Linked DNA regions of Homo sapiens: region 2 is linked to region 1. A link is an interaction called in ENCODE POLR2A ChIA-PET data of the cell type or tissue named here. Cell type or tissue: PC-9. All regions are shown on one strand. Each heading gives the region's core, and the rest is flanking DNA. Links, peaks and the distances in the headings are about the cores only.

Region 1 (8,399 bases), core at 2,557-6,556:
GCTGAGGCAGGAGAATGGCACGAACCCGGGAGGCGGAGCTTGCAGTAAGCCGAGATCACGCCACTGCACTCCAGCCTGGGCGACAGAGTGAGACTCCATCTCAAAAAAAAAAAAAAAAATGACACAGAACACAAAAGCTTGCCCAAGATCACGCCACTGCACTCCAGCCTGGGGGACAGATCGAGACTATGTCTCAAAAAAAAAAAAAAAAAAAAAGAGAGGCAGCCCATTTCCAGGCGGATAGTGTTAAGGGGAAAAAAAAAGAGGATGGAGGCCAACCCAAAGGGGGCGCCAATCCCCTGTCCAACACCTTCTCACCAAAAGCTCCCGTTTGGCTGGAGGCAGACCCTGTGGCTCTGACCAGACTTCTCTGGCAGCAATCCTCCGCCATTTGTATCTTAAGAAGGCCCTCACCCTCTTTGAGTGGAGTCAGAGGATGCCTCAGATTCCAGATGTAAGCATCAGAACTGCTTTCTGTCAAGAGCTCCCTAATTTTGGGAAAGAAGAGCCTGTCCCACACTGTCAGGCCCTGAGGTCAGCAGATCTGCTCCTCCTTCCCGTGCGGTACGTCTAGGTGCTGATGAGGGCAGTCCAGGGCGCTCTTGTTCTGGGACAGGCTCCAGTCCCCTTGCTCCAGCAGGTCTGGGGCAAGGAGGTCAGAGGTGGTGGGAGGGCCCCTGCTCTCTGTTTCCACTTCGTCTGGATCCTTGCTGCTGCAAAGTGGCACTGATTCTAGCTCTGTCCCTTCCTCCTTGGCTTTCTGGCTTCGATAGGGCCAGTGGCAGGGTCCACTCATACAAACTTGATTGGAAGCCACATTCCTCTGGTTCACATATACTTCCAGCATGTAGTAAACGGTCCAGAAGACGGTGAAACAGCCTACCAGCACCAAGGTCTGGGGCCGAGGCAAGCACCTACGTGAGGCACTGTTTCCCGAAGCCTACAGCCTTTCTCAGTCCAGGACAATGAGCTCAGAAAGTCTTTTTCCTTCTAGGGACTGCCTTTTTCACCCAAACTGTTCCCTCTGCCCCCTCCCCCGACAAGGCCTGTCCTGTAAGAGTTAGGCTAGCAGGGTAGGAGCAATGCTATGAAACCACTGCTGGGACCCAGGTCTTCCCAGTCCTTCACCCCGCAGGTCACCCTGAGAAACACACTAAGAACTCCATCCCCCAGACAGGACAGTCCCATCTACCCGCAGCTTGAGTCTTGGCCCTAGTACCTTGAGGGTGTTGGGGGTGATGGTGTAACCATCTTCCTCAGGAATTTTCAGCCCCGGTGGGCAGGGCAGGGCGAAGTCATCGTGCAGGTATTTTCCACTCATGGCACTCTCTAACAGCCTGTGGAGAAGAAAAGAGGTGAGGATGCCCCACTGACTATGGTTCCTATACCATCTGCCCTCACCCATTTTCCTGCCTTACAGGTGAAGACAGGGAAGCCCCACAGCAAAAAGGAGAGGCCCAGACTGTGAGTTCCCAGCCCGGGGCTCCATCTACCAGCTTGACGCTGGAACTGGGAAGCACAGCTGGGGTTCAGAGGGCGATGGGCTCCCTAGGCAGCCCTTCCCCTGTGACTGGCCTTCCCTCTGACACATGCGGCTTTACCCACCTTTGTCTGTCCCTGATGTCTACTGCACTCCACACAGAGCCATATAGGGTCAGCTGCCATTGCCGGAGGATGCCGACCTGGAATGACTCATCCCCTAGGGCAGCAAGGGGCAGCTCGTGAGCCACGCCCCTCTGTCAGCCATGCCAGACAGCAGAGGCCCTGCCCGCCCTGCCACCCAAAGGGGCTCAGGCCACATGGTCTGCTCCAGGAGCTGCCTCACTGTGTCCCACTGACCCCAGGTTCTGCAGAAGGGCCTCACTGGGTGCCCTTAGGGATGGAAAGGGTTGAAAGGCTGTACTCCAAAGCAGAGTCTTGCTTTTCTCTCCCGTATTTTGGGGGTTCAGCTGGGATTAGAAAAAAATGTCTTTCCACCAAATTAAAGAAAGCTTTGAAAACCACTGGCCTAGAGAATACCTAACTGACTGGAGGATGGGAGGGTGGAGCTCAATTTCCAGTCTATAGGCTGATACTAAAGATATTCACAATTCATGGATATTGTGGCCTTCACTGATATGGTGACCTTCCACAAGTCACCTCAAACCTCTGGGCCAGTTTAAAAAAAATGGTGAAATGAGTCCTGCCCTTACCTGCCTACCGGGGCTTGCCGAAGGATGGTTATACGTAAAAGGACTTGAAATGTGGTTTCGACAAGGACTTTTTGTTGCTATCCTGAGGAAAGATGGATGGGTCACTCCTCCAGGGAATATGAGAGGTAGTATAAATGAACAGTTTCAGAGAGCAATGCCCATTTCACGGATGGGCACACTCTTGGCATCAACTCTCTTGGTCCAATGGCAACCCTATATATTGCACACGGGACACTTTCTGTGGGGACTCTGAGATGCAGAGGGACCAGATAACAAGCAGGAAAGGTAGGGCCTGGTGTGAGGGCACGAGACTCACCGACATCCCTGATGACAAGCCTGTAGGTCCCTCGGGCTCTCTCCCCCCAGCATCGCACAGTGGAGAAGGTCCAGTCATTGAAGCCGTTGGGATCCCTGAGGAAAGAACACAGCAGAAACAGGTGGAAGGCGTGGGCCAGAGAGCTGACCTTCCCCCAGCAACACTTTCTTACTGTAGTAGCCGTGGAAACAACCTGGGAGGGTGCCACGAGGGCTTCTCAGGTGCCCCTTTCCCCTGGGGTCTCATGGAAGGAGGAAATTGTGTTAACGTGGTGTGGTGGAAAAAGCAAGCATGGAGCGCGCACAGGCTTGGAGTCCCACGGATCTAGGTTTATTCTTGTTCTCTTGGGCACTTACTAGCTCCATGACTTGTTTTCTTTTTCTTTCTTTTTTTTTTTGGAGACAGGGTCTCACTCTGTTATCCAAGCTGGAGTGCAGTGGCATGATCACAGCTCACTGCAGCCTTGACTTCCTGGGTTCAAGTGATCCTCCCACCTCAGTCTCCTGAGTAGCTGGGACTACAGGCATGTACCACCATGCTCGGCTAATCTTTAAATTTTTTGTAGAGACAGGGTCTCACTTTGTTGCCCAGGCTGGTCTTGAACTCCTGAGTTCAAGTGATTCTCCTGCCTTGACCTCCCAAAGTGCTGGGATTACAGGTGTGAGCCACCACACCCAGCCAGTTTCCTCATTTGTAAAAGGAGGTTACAAAGTCTAATCTAGGGGGTTCTTAGAAGGATTAGAGAACATGTATGTGAGGTGCAGGGCCTAGCGCTTGAAGAAGGTATGTGACGAAAGGCTTCCAGCCGCCAGGGATAGCCAGTGCCACAGTAGTTTAGGACAGTGCCAGGATCCACTTCTTCCATTTCTTTTCCCTGGAAAGGCCCTTGCTGAAAAGGTTGCTCAGGCCTCGGGCAGGTGTACATACGAGTCCATGCTGCCGGGGGTGCCGATGAGGGACATCATGCCTCTGGGGCAGAACAGCTTCAGCTCCAAGCTGCCGCGCCGTGGGTGAGTGATGGAGACTGTCACTGCCACATGCTCCAGGGTCTTCAGCCCTGACATCTCCAGGTCCATCCTGCTGACTGTAGAAAGTCAGGCTGGGCAGCTGGGAAACCAGCCCACAAACACGCCTTCACTTCACCCCCACGTACACAAAGACACACGCTCACTGAAGCCACATACAAACATCTACGGCAACCCTAACTGGGACCTCGCCTATACTAGTAAATGGAATGGAGCTGCTGCTCTCAAGTTTACAACGTAGCTTCGAGTGCAGTTGGGAAGACGACACATACCCAAGACACAATATAAGAATCCAGCAGAGCAACTTCAATCATTCATTCATCCAAAACATTATTTACTGGGTACCTCCTCCATTTCAGGCACTGTACTAGATGCTGGGAATATAAAGATAAGATGGGCGTGGTCCCTGTCTCCTACCTGCAAGTGGAAAATGATATGGTATGGGAAATATACATAATTGATAAGGGAAGAGAAATAAGTCAGATGGGTTTAGGCACACAGCAGTGAGACACACTGAAGGAAATGAATACAGATTGGTAGAGAGGGTTGGTAGAGGGCATTCTAGGCAGTGGAAAAGGCATGAACAAAGACAAAATGCACACATCTCACTGAAGATGATGCACAATTAATTTTTTTTTAATGCTGGTGGATAAATTTCAAGCAAATTATGTGAGTGAAAAAAGCAATCTCAAAAGAAGCATATAGCCAGGCGAGATGGTGTGCACCTGTGGTCCCAGGTACCCAGGAGGGTGAGGTGGGAGGATTGCTTGTGCCTGGGAGGTGGAGATTGCAGTGAGCCATGCTCATGCCTCTACACTCCAGCCTGGGTGACAGAACAAGACTCTGTCTCAAAAAAAAAAAAGAAAGAAAGAAAAAGAAAAAGAATGTATAGTGCACAATTCCATTTACATGACGTTCATTGAAATAACATACCTGCAGAGATGCATAAAAGATAAATGGGTGCCAAGGGCCAGGGACACAGGGAGGGGATGGGTGTGGCCAGACAGGGGTAACACAAAGGAGTCTTGTGATAATGGAATTGTTCTGGATCTTGGTTGTGGTGGTCGTTATGCAAGGCTACATGTGGTACAATTGCATACAGCTACACACACGCAAACAAAAATATTGACAGCATGTATATCTGGTGAACTCTGAATAAGCTCTATGGATTGGACCAATGTCAATTTCTTGTTTTTTATATTATACTTTAATTGTGTGAAACATTAAGATTGGGAGAAGGGTGCATGGGACTTCCCTTGTACATTTCTTTGCAATGTCCTGTAAATCTACAATTATTAAAAAAAAAAATACTGAAGTGGAAGACTCAACTGGGGACTACTAAGAAATTAGGTTGCAATGAGAACAATTCTTTTTAAAGCACCCTTTCTTCCATTAATTTATTCCAGTCCAGGCATGGTGGCTCACTCCTGTAATCCCAGCACTTTGGGAGGCTGAGGCAGGAGGATAACTTCAGCCTGGGAGACATCATCTTTACAAAAAATTTAAAAATTAGCTGGATATAGTGGTAAGTACCTGTGGTCCCAGCTACTCAGGAGGTTGAGGGTTGGAGGATGGTTTGATCCCAGGAAGTTGAGGCTGCAGTGAACCATGATTGTGCCTCTGCACTCTAGCCTGGGCAACAGAGTGAAATCCTGTCTCAAAAAAAAAAATTATTCCAGTATACAAGGCAGAGTACAATATGTTCATTTTACAGATGCAGCAGCTCAGAGAGGTACTGAAAGTAGGAGCTGGGTAACCCAGGATGGGATGGGAAGGGCTTTAAAGATTTTTATTTTAAATAAGCAGCTGAGACCTATTATAGATGACTGAGCAAGGACAGAGTTGTTTTTTTTTTTTTTTTTGGTTGCTCTTTTTTTTTTTTTCTTTTTTTTTGATACAGAGTCTAGCTCTGTCACCCAGGCTGGAGTGCAGTGGTGCGATCTCGGCCCACTGCGACCTCTGTCTCCTGGGTTCAAGCAATTCTCCTGCCTCAGCCTCCTGAGTAGCTGGGATTACAGGTGCCTGCCACCACACCCAGCTAATTTTTGCATTTTTAGTAGAGACGGGGTTTCACTGTGTTGGCCAGGCTGGTCTTCAACTCTACCCTTGTGATCCGCAGCCACCCCTCGGCCTCCCAAAGTGCTGAGATTACATGCTGGAGCCATGCAACCAGCCAGGACAGAGTTTTTTTTTAAAAGTGCTGAAAGGGCCAGGAGCCGTGGCTCACGCCTGTAATCCCAGCACTTTGGGAGGCTGAGGCGGGCAGATCACGAGGTCAGGCGATCGAGACCATCCTGGTTAACACGGTGAAACCCCGTCTCTCCTAAAAATACAAAAAAATTAGCCGGGCGTGGTGGCGGGTGCCTGTAGTCCCAGCTACTCGGGAGGCTGAGGCAGGAGAATGGTGTGAACCCAGGAGGCGGAGCTTGCAGTGAGCCAAGGTCGCGCCACTGCACTCCAGCCTGGGCGACAGAACGAGACTCCGTCTCAAAAAAAAAAAAAAAAAGTGCTGAAAGAAGGCTACTCTAACAGCTGTGGGTAGGATGAACTAGAGACAGGAAGAGACAGGTGACAGAAGACCAGCTAAGATGCCACCGCCTCCTTCTAGGGAGGTGGCTTGTGTGTGGGTAACAGAGACTGAGGAGGAGGAAAGGAAAGGCTCCAGGCTTTCTATGACACCACTTTCTGTCCTCCCTAGTCCCTGTCCTTACTGACCTTCTGCTCAGTCCCCTCTCACTGCACTCACTGAAGAGTGCCACCTCCCATTATCCACCACCACACCATTGTCAGAACTTCACAGTGCTTTACCTCCTTAACTCTAGACCTTTCTCCACGCTATGCCGGCTACCCACATCCTGGCCATACTCTGGACTTGTCTTTATTGGGGGTTGCTTTGCTTTTGAATGGTTTAGTTACATTCCTTGTGGGTTTTCTTATTAGATAAACAATACAAATTAACTGAAGGTAAACTGGAAAAGCAGATGAATGAAAATGAAAACAAAAAAGCACCCAGATGTTATGTTGTTCCATAACACGTTGGTAAATATCCACCCAGACCCTTTCTGTGTTTGTGTGGATGTGTGCATCTGTACATTTTCTTTTTCTTTTTTTTTTGGGACAGAATTTTACTCTTGTTACACAGGCTGGAGTGCAGTGGTGCGATCTTGGCTCACCGCAACCTCCGCCTCCTGGGTTCAAGCGATTCTCCTGCCTCAGCCTCCTGAGTAGCGGGGATTATAGGCGCGTGCCACCGCGCCTGACTGATTTTTGTATTTTTAGAAGAGATGGGTTTTCACCATGTTGGCCAGGCTGGTCTCGAACTCCTGACCTCATGTGATCCACCCCCCTCGGCCTCCCAAAGTGCTGGGATTACAGGCGTGAGCCACCACGTCCAGCCAAGAAAATTTTCTTGAGATCTTTGAGAACTTCTCATTTTTGAGAACCCCACTATACCACGTAATTTTCCAATGAAACGTGCCTGAATATTTTAAGTCATCACTTCAGATATGTAATAAGTGTAAAAGTGTGCTTCAGAAAGAGTAAAGAATTAATTCCATGCCAGGCCAAAATATACACCCTTTTCCTGGGCATGGTGGCTCGTTCCTGTAATCCCAGCACTTTGACAGAGTTTGAGACCAGCCTGGCCAACTTGGTGAGACCCCATCTCTACTAAAAATACGAAAAATTAGCCAGGTGTGGTGGCACGCACCTATAATCCCAGCTACTCAGGAGGCTAAGGCAGCAGAATCTCTAGAACCTGGGAGGCGAGGTTGCAGTGAGCCGAGATCACCCCACTGTACTCCAGCCTGGGCAACAGAGCAAGACTCTGTCTCAAAAATAAAAACAAAAACAAAACATACAACCGTTGTAGTTATCTGGGTCTCTCTTACTGGTTAAGTGCTTTGCTTTTGTTGTACAACAACCTTGAAGATAGTTTCATTCAAATTTGTGCCTCATTAAACAAACAAATCCTGTCTGGGTGCGGTGGCTCATGCCTGTAATCCCAGCACTTTGGGAGGCTGAGGCGGGTGGATCACAAGGTCAGGAGTTCGAGACCAGCCTGGCCAACATAGTGAAACCCCCGTCTCTACTAAAAAAAAAAAAAAAAATTAGCTGGGCATGGTGGCGGGTGCCTGTAATCCCAGCCACTCAGGAGGCTGAGGCAGGAGAATCGCTTGAACCCTGGAGGCAGAGATTGCAGGGAGCCAAGATTGCGCCACTGCACTCCAGCCCAGGTGACAGTGCGAGACTCCGTCTCAAAAAAAAAAAAATCATACAAATCCATTTAATAAGCCTTTTCAGGGTCTTTCTCAAGATAAAAATCCTGATTTCTGAATTCCAAGAGTCCACTGGTGTTTCTATTATAATGTCCATCTCTCTCTTTGAATTAATTACAAGTCTCTTTCCCTGACTAAATATGAATTATTCTATGGCAAGCGTCTTATACCTCTTCGTAGCCTCAGTGCCAGGGAATGCCTGGCACAACAAATATTTCTTGGTAAATGTTTAATGGATGAGTAAAGTCAAGGTTAATTTTTTTTTTTTTGAGACAGAATTTTGCTTTTGTCGCCCAGGCTGGAGGACAATGACGCCATCTCAGCTCCCCGCAACCTCTCCCTCCCGGGTTCAAGCAATTCTCCTGCTTCAGCCTCCTGAATAGCTGGGGTTACAGGCGCCTGCCACCACACCCAGCTAATTTTTGTATTTTTAGTAGAGACGGGGTTTCACTATGTTGGCCAGGCTGGTCTCCAACTCCTGACCTCAGGTGATCCACCCGCCTCGGCCTCCCAAAGTGCTAGGATAACAGGTGTGAGCCACTGCGCCCGGCTTTTTTTTTTTTTTTTTTTTTTTGAGACAGAGTCATGC
Region 2 (7,776 bases), core at 1,539-5,538, 390 kb after region 1:
AGGCTGAGGCAGGAGAATGGCGTGAACCCGGGAAGCGGAGCTTGCAGTGAGCCGAGATCGTGCCACTGCACTCCAGCCTGGGCAACAGAGCAAGACTCCGTCTCAAAAAAAAGAGAAACTGAGGCCCAATAAATAAGCAGTTTGCCTAGAGTCATGCAATTTCCCTGAGAAAGCTGGAATTAGAACTCTGCGTTCCTGATTCTCTGGTCCAAAGCTCTTTCCACTGTGAGTTCTCCTGCAATTTGTTTTCTGATTCTGCTTAGGATTTGGTGTTTGTTATTCATATGTCCTTTGTATTATCATATTAGTGTAACTCTCTTAAGACCTTATTTCCAAGGTAAAAAACAGTGGTTTCCTTGGTGCTTTGGAATACCATCCATGCTTCTAAGGTTGGAGAGGATGCCATTTATAATAAGCTTCCCTTCTTTTTTTTTTGAGACGGAATTTCGCTCTTGTTGCTCAGGCTGGAGTGCAAAATGGCACGATCTTGGCTCACTGGAACCTCCGCCTCCTAGGTTCAAGCAATTCTCTTGCCTCAGCCTCCCGAGTAGCTGGGATTACAGGCGTGAGCACCACGCCCAGCTAATTTTTGTATTTTTAGTAGAGACAGGGTTTCACCATGTTGGCCAGGCTGGTCTCGAACTTCTCATCTCAGGTGATTCACCTGCCTCGGCCTCCCAAAGTGCTGGGATTACAGGCGTGAGCCACCATGTCCGGCCAAGCTTCCCTTCTTAAAGCCCTCTGTTACTCACTCCACTCATCCCTTAAGGGAAAGTCTTAGCATACATGTTATAAGTGTAAGCAGCTAGGTAGTAGGTACTAGGGATTCCATGATTAAAGAGAGATAGCCCCTGAGCCCAGGAGCTCACTTTCAATCTAGAATAGAAGACAGACAGTTTCAACGCTGTTTGGTTAGTGTTACTATAGAAGATTTTCAAGATGTTTTGGGAGCACAAAGGAAGAGTAAGTTGAGCCTTAGGAGGATGTGAGTGATCAGGAAGTGCTTCCTAACGGATGAAATGTGGGAGCTGAGTTTTAAGGGATGTTGGTAACCAGCCAAGATAAGAAGGAAAGGAAGGATATTAAAGGAAGAGGGTCCTATATGTGCAGAGTCATAAGGCTATGAGACACCATGGTGTTACCAGGTGGTGGGGGTCCCTAAGTAATTTGCTGTTGTTGGATAGCATAAAGCGTGAGATGGATGAGAGAGGTTGGCAGACCGTGATCACAGAAGGCCCTGGAAGCCTATCTGAGGAGCTTGGTCTTCACCCTAGAGGTAAAGGGGAGACACGGAAGGATTAAAAACAGCTCTGCATTTTAGATAGACAAATCCATTATAGCAGTAATATGAAGGATTTGAAAGGTACAAGATTGGAAGTAGAACAGATACAAGGCTTTTGCAGTAGCTCAGGCTGAAAGTAATGAGTGTCTGAACTACGACTTGCAGGCAGTGGTAGTAAGGATGGTTAGTAAGAGAATAGGAAGTGGGGATGTGGTCAGGGGTGAGCTGGTGGGACCTGTTTGCTGATTTGGGGAAGAGGAAGGAGGAGTCATTGGATTTGGCAACAAGGAATGTCAGTGATGACCTGAAAGGGCTAGTTCCGTTGTGTAGTGAAACAATGGCCAGGTTCTAATGTATTAAGGAGTGAATGAAAAGTGAGGAAACAAATAGTGAATACAGGCTTTTTAAGAAGTTTAGATAAGAAGACCAAGAGAATGCATGGTAATTAAAGGGATTTGAGGTCCACTCACTACCTCCTTGAAATTCACCCCTGTATTGTTTTCCATGACACCCTACTCCTGGTTCTTTTCTCTGATCATTCTTGGCCACCTTTGCAAACTCCTCTTCCTCTGTGCACCTCTTAAGTCTTTCCCAGGGCTCCATCCATAATTTTTAGCTGTTCTCACTCTATGTGCTCCCTCTGGCTGATTCTTACCTAGTCATGTTTTCAACTATGACCTATATGTACATGATTTCCAAATCAGTATTTGCATCTTGGTCTGGTGTATTTAGCTGTTTGTTGGATTTCTCTATTGATTTAGACTTGAGAGATTTCAAATGCATTGTATTCAAAGCTGAACTCATCAGCTTCTACTGTAAGCCTGCTCCTACTCTTGTGCTCTCTAACTTGCCTCCTCCTTCTTTGTCCTTGTGTACCTAATCAATTAGTGCTGCTAATTAGTCTTACTAATTTTGCCTCCTGTGTCTTCTCTCTTCCGTCCCTCTTTATCATTGCCTTCATCATCTGTTGCCTGGACCATTGCAGTGATTTTCCTGCCCCAGATCCCCTCCAGAGTGATCTCTTTGAAATGCAGTTTAAGTTCTTGCTTTAAACCCATCGTTTCTGGATGAAATCTAAGCTTTTTACCATGGCCTACGCAGCTCATTATGCATTGGCCTCTGCGCCTTTCCAACTTTGACTCATGGCTGTTCCCTTTGTCATACTTCAGGTTCCAGCCATACCAGTTTGCCTTTGGTTTGCTGCACATACCAGGCCACTTCTTATTTCCGTGCCTTTGTTCTTGTTGCTCATTCTGTTCTGAAATGACCTCCAGACCCTTTCTGGCCCTTCCATCCCCAGTGCTGTAGTTAACACAGAGCCTTTACTGATCATTCTTGCCCAACCCTCATGTCACCTTTTTATCATACCTCCCCCAAGCTGATTAAGATACCCATTCTGTTTCCATGACACCCCATGCGTATTTCTACCAGAGTTTATGCTGTTCTTTTAATTTATTTGTTTAAATGTCTCTCTCTTCCACTAGTCTGGGAGTTCATCAGGACAGGTGCTGTGTCATACTCATTTTCATGTAGTGTCTACCATGGTACCTAGTATATAATGAAAATTCAATAAATGTTTGTGTAATGAATGGATAAAATATAAGATGTGGACATCAGCTGAGAGAGAACCAGGCTTTTAGAGTGGCAAACGTTTGAAATAGCTGTCAGAGTGGGGGAAGGGTGTGAACAAGGACTAAGAAAAGGATGAATGATATATTTTGTCCCTTTGATTCTATTGCATATGCCTTAAATATTTTCTTTTCTTTTTTGTTTCTTTCTTTCTTTTTTTTTTTTTTTTTTTTTGAGACAGAGTCTCTGTCACCCAGGCTGGAGTGCAGTGGCACGATCTCCGCTCACTGCAACCTCTGCTGTCCAGGTTCAAGCGATTCTCCTGCGTCAGCCTCCCGAATAGCTGGATTACAGGCACCTGCCACTGCACCTGGCTAATTTTTGTATTGTTAGTAGAGACAGGGTTTCACCATATTAGGCAGGCTGGTCTTGAATGCCTGACCTCGTGATCTACCCGCCTTGGCCTCCCAAAGTGCTGGGATTACAGGCGTGAGCCGCCGTGCCCGGCCATGCCTAAAATATTTTCATATGACTCCTTACTTTCCCCCCTTTTCATTATATTGTGAACTCTTCCCTTTCTTTTGAAACAAATGCCCCTTTCAGGGTTCTAGCTGAATAGTATGTCTCTTTTGATTGCAGATCCAATGGATTTGAACAGAAGCGCTTTGCCAGGCTTGCCAGCAAGAAGGCAGTGGAGGAACTTGCCTACAAATGGAGTGTTGAGGATATGTAACTTTCCTGAGGCTGTGGGGGTGGCTGGGCTGTGGTAGTGGGCATAGGCAGCGAGATATCCAGTGGTAACAGTTGTCTGTGCTAATAATTGGAGCCCACACAGACCAGCAACTTGTTGAATGCCAGTTTTGACCACAGAAGAATATTCGAGACCTGATGTTTGGACTGAGGTACCTGTACTTCTTGGGTGTGACAGCACCGGCTGTTGCTGGCTTTCAGAGGAAGCATTGATTTCTCATTGACCAGGGTTTGTTCTTGGTAGGGTTTTTCTTTTTCTTTTTTAAATAAACATGTATTTATTTTTTTAAAATTATCTTCTTAACTGGGTATTCTGTTTTGGGAAGAATACAGGCTAATATTGAACCTGTGGGGATTTGGGGGGTGGTGGTTGAATTTTTCACTAATCTAGAAAGCAGTGTGAGTAAAAACTTTCTTAGTGATAGATCCTTCCTCTGAGAAAACAGGAATTAGTACTAAACTAGACTCAGGAATAGACACACAGATATTTGGAGACATGGTGTATGATAAAGATAGTGTCACAAGTTAGTAGGGAAGAGATGGATAATAGTGCTCAGAAAATTGGCTTATTATATGGACAAAAATAAAGTTGAACCCTCATACCATATAAAACAAAAATCCCAAAGTGATTAAAGACCTAAATGAAAGATAACGTGATATACAGCTAGTAGGAACAAATGGCAAATGTTTTTGTGCCTTGGGGTAAAGATAAATTTCTTAAATAAGATCCCAAAGCACAATGCATAAGATTTGATAGCTTTGATTACTTTGTAATTAAAGGTTTCTATTTAGCAAAGCATCCCATAGTCAAAGCTAAAGATGGATACGGATTAGGAGAAAATATTTGCAGTGTCTAAAACTGACAAGGATTGCATATACAAGGGATAGAATATAGAAAGAGCTTCTGCAAATCATGAAGAAAAAGACAGATGAAATAAAAATATGCAAAAATATGAATAGGTAAAATCTAAAGAGAAAACCAGAGTGGCTCATAAGTATATTACCTCACTAGTAATTACAGATACGCTAATTAAAACACTGAGTTTCTACCTTACATCTTAGTTTGGCAAAAATAAGCAAGAGACTGATCTGATGGGGAATCAGAACTCATGGAATATTTTCTCTTCTTTTCTTTTCTCTTTTCCTTTCTTTCTTTTTTTTTTTTTTTTTAAAAAGACAGAGTCTTACTCTGTCATCCAGGCTGGAGTGCAGTGGTGCCTCTGCCTCCCAGGTTCAAGCAATCCTCCCACCTCAGCCTCCTGAGTAGCCAGGACTGTAGGCATGCGCTACACAATTTTTGTTTTTTTAGTAGAGATGGGGTTTCACCATGTTGGCCAGGCTGATCTCGTACTCCTGACCTCAGGTGATCCGCCCGCCTTGTCCTCCCAAAGTGCTGGGGTTACAGGCATGAACCACTGTGCCCGGCTACATGGAATATTTCAGCTGGTGTATTCATTTTGGAGAACAAATGAATGAAACTTACTGAAATCAAGTAATACCTAGGGAGCGATATTGCAGTTTTTAATAGTGTGGCTCTGGAGCTATACTGCCTGAATTTGAATCCCAGCTATGTCGTTTGCTAGCTGTGTAACCTTTGGTAAGCCAGTTAACTTCTCTATGCCTTAGTTTTTTCGTCTGTGAAATAGACATAATAGTACCTACCTCATAGGTTTATTGTAAGCTTAGAACAATGCCTGGCACACAGTAGTGTCACAGAATTATTAGCTGTTATTATTATCATTGTCATCATTATCATCAAGTAGGGCAGCCAGCTTCCACGATGGCCCCTAATGATCTCTGCCCTCTGGTATATAAACCCTTGTATAGTCCCCTCCCACAATAAATAAGGTTGACCTGTGTAACCAATAGGATGTACTAGAAATGTGTGACTTACGAAGGTAGGTCATAAAAGGTATTAAAATATCTGCCTTGTGCTATCTTGGATCCTTGCTCTGGAGGATGCCAGCTTCCATATCATGAGGACACTCAAGCAGCCCTCTGGAGAGGCCCAGGTAGAGAAGCTCTGAGGCCTCTCACCAACAGCCAGCACCAAATTGCCTTCTGTAGGAGTGAATCACCTTGGAAGTGCATCCGCCAGCTCTACTCAAGCCCTCCCTCAGGCTTGCAGCCCTGATCGACCTCGTGAGAGATCCTGACCCAGAACATCCAGCTCCAGATTCTTGAACCAAAGAAACTCTGAGATAATAAATGTTTAGTATTTATTTATTTATTTGAGGTGGAGTCTTACTCTGTTTCCCAGGCTGGAGTGCAGTGGTGTGATCTTGGCTCACCACAACCTCTGCCTCCCGGGTTCAAGCAATTCTCCTGCCTCAGCCACCCGAGTAGCTGGGACTACAGGTGCCCATGCCCAGCTAATTTTTGTATTTTTAGTAGAGGTGGGGTTTCACTATGTTGGCCAGGCTGGTCTTGAACTCCTGACCTCGTGATCTGCCCACCTCGGCCTCCCAAAGTGCTGGGATTACAGGCATGAGCCACTGCGCCTGGCCATGTTTAGTATTTTTTAAAAACTGCTTTATTGAGATATAATTTACATACTACACAATTCACCCACTTAAGGTGTATGATTCAGTGGCTTGTAATATATCACAGAGTTATGCAACCATCACCACATTTAATTTTAAAACATTTTTATCATCTTGTGGGTACAAGAAACCTTGTACCCATTAGCAGTCACTCCCCACTTTCCCCTAACTTCTCCAGCCTTAGGCAAACACTAATCTACTTTCTGCCTGTATAGTTTGCCCGTTCTGGACTTTCATATATTAATAAGATATGAGTGAGACTGTCATATAATATTTGGCCTTTTGTGTCTGGCTTTTTGTGCTTAGCATAATGTTTTCAAGGTTCATCCATGTTGTAATATGTATCAGCCCTACATTCCTTTTTAAGGCTGAATAATATTCCCTTGTGCGGATATACCACATTTTATTTATGCATCATTTGATGGGCATTCGAGTTGTTTCCACTGTTTGGGTATTATGAATAATGCTGCTGTGAACAATTCATGTATAAGTTTTTGTATGGATGTATATTTTCTTTTTTATATTCCTAGGGGTGGATATATTCCTAGGAGTGAAATTGCTGGGTCATATGTAACTCCATGTTTAACTTTTTGAGGAACTGCCAAACTTATTCCAAAGAAATGTATGCGCGTTCCAATTTCTCCACATGCTTGCCAACACTTATTATTTGTCTTTTTGATTATAGCCATCCTGATGGGTGGGAGGTGGTATATCATTATGGTTTTGATTTGCATTTTCCTGGTGGCTAGTGATGTTGAGCATCTTTATATATCTTTTGGAGAAATCTTTATTCAAATCCTTTGCCCATTTTTCATTTGGGTTATTGGTTATATATACACATACACAGGCACTCTCTTACGTAAAGGGTTCTTTATATATATCTTGGTTATAAGTCCTTTACTAGATACATGATTTGCAAATACTTTTCTCATTCTATGGGTTGTTATTGTTTTAAGCTGCTCAAGCATTTAGGGAAGGAAGTTTGCATTTAGGGTAGGTAAGCAACAGCAGTTACAGTTATAACCATAACAATTGTTATACAGCAACAGATAACTAATACTTTATGTACATACTTCAAAGTAGTTCCACTCCTGGCTATATCCTTCGGAGAAATTTGCATAAATCCTTGAGGAGTAGATACAAGGATGTTTTTCTATGTATAGTTTGGGTGGCAAGAATTTGGAAAAAACTTAGATGTCCATCACTAAGGAAATTGATAAGTAAAATGTGGTATATGCATATAATGGAGTTTTTTTTTTAAGTCAAATGCAAGCTGTTAGGAATTTCGTGAAATGGTAGACTTCAAGTGAAAAAATAAGGAACAGTGAAATTTAAAGCAAAAATCAGCTATATAAACACATGAAGTGATATTATTTTATAAGGAGGATATACACCTTAATCAGTAGAATAGGTTTGTGGGAGGGAACAGAATGAGACTAGAATGGAGAATGAAGCGGGGAAAGGGAAGCAAAGAGGGCTTTGCATGGATGAAAGTGATCGTGTATCATGAACTCAGGCCTGTGATAACTCAGTTCTGTGCACCTGAAGCCCTAAGTGCAGCTCCAGAAGCAAGGTCTGGTTTCATGGAATTGACATTTAGTACCCATATTAGTTAGGGTAGACTAAACTGCT

Evidence for each region. ChIA-PET counts read pairs that join two places held together with the same protein. Peaks named below come from ENCODE experiments on the same cell type or tissue, not always from the same donor. Only the 100,000 strongest peaks of a DNase experiment are listed, where the experiment ranks them.
Region 2: POLR2A ChIA-PET joins it to region 1 with 5 read pairs; 7 of 35 experiments call an interaction of 5 or more read pairs at or near these places.

Annotation. Positions count from the first base shown.
Region 1 is chr11:117,130,723-117,139,121 of GRCh38, reverse strand. It overlaps the pseudogene LOC653303. Among named protein-coding and RNA genes, the nearest start is that of PAFAH1B2, 9.4 kb to the left of the region's middle. RefSeq lists an enhancer at 508-1,393. In PC-9, for the core only: no CTCF peak of the experiment used is centred there; a DNase peak (open chromatin) is centred at 4,501.
Region 2 is chr11:116,744,290-116,752,065 of GRCh38, reverse strand. It overlaps BUD13 (BUD13 spliceosome associated protein), which reads left to right. Exons shown (of 10, transcript NM_032725.4): 10 at 3,491-3,893. The coding sequence ends at 3,584. Among named protein-coding and RNA genes, the nearest start is that of BUD13, 25 kb to the left of the region's middle. In PC-9, for the core only: no CTCF peak of the experiment used is centred there; no DNase peak of the experiment used is centred there.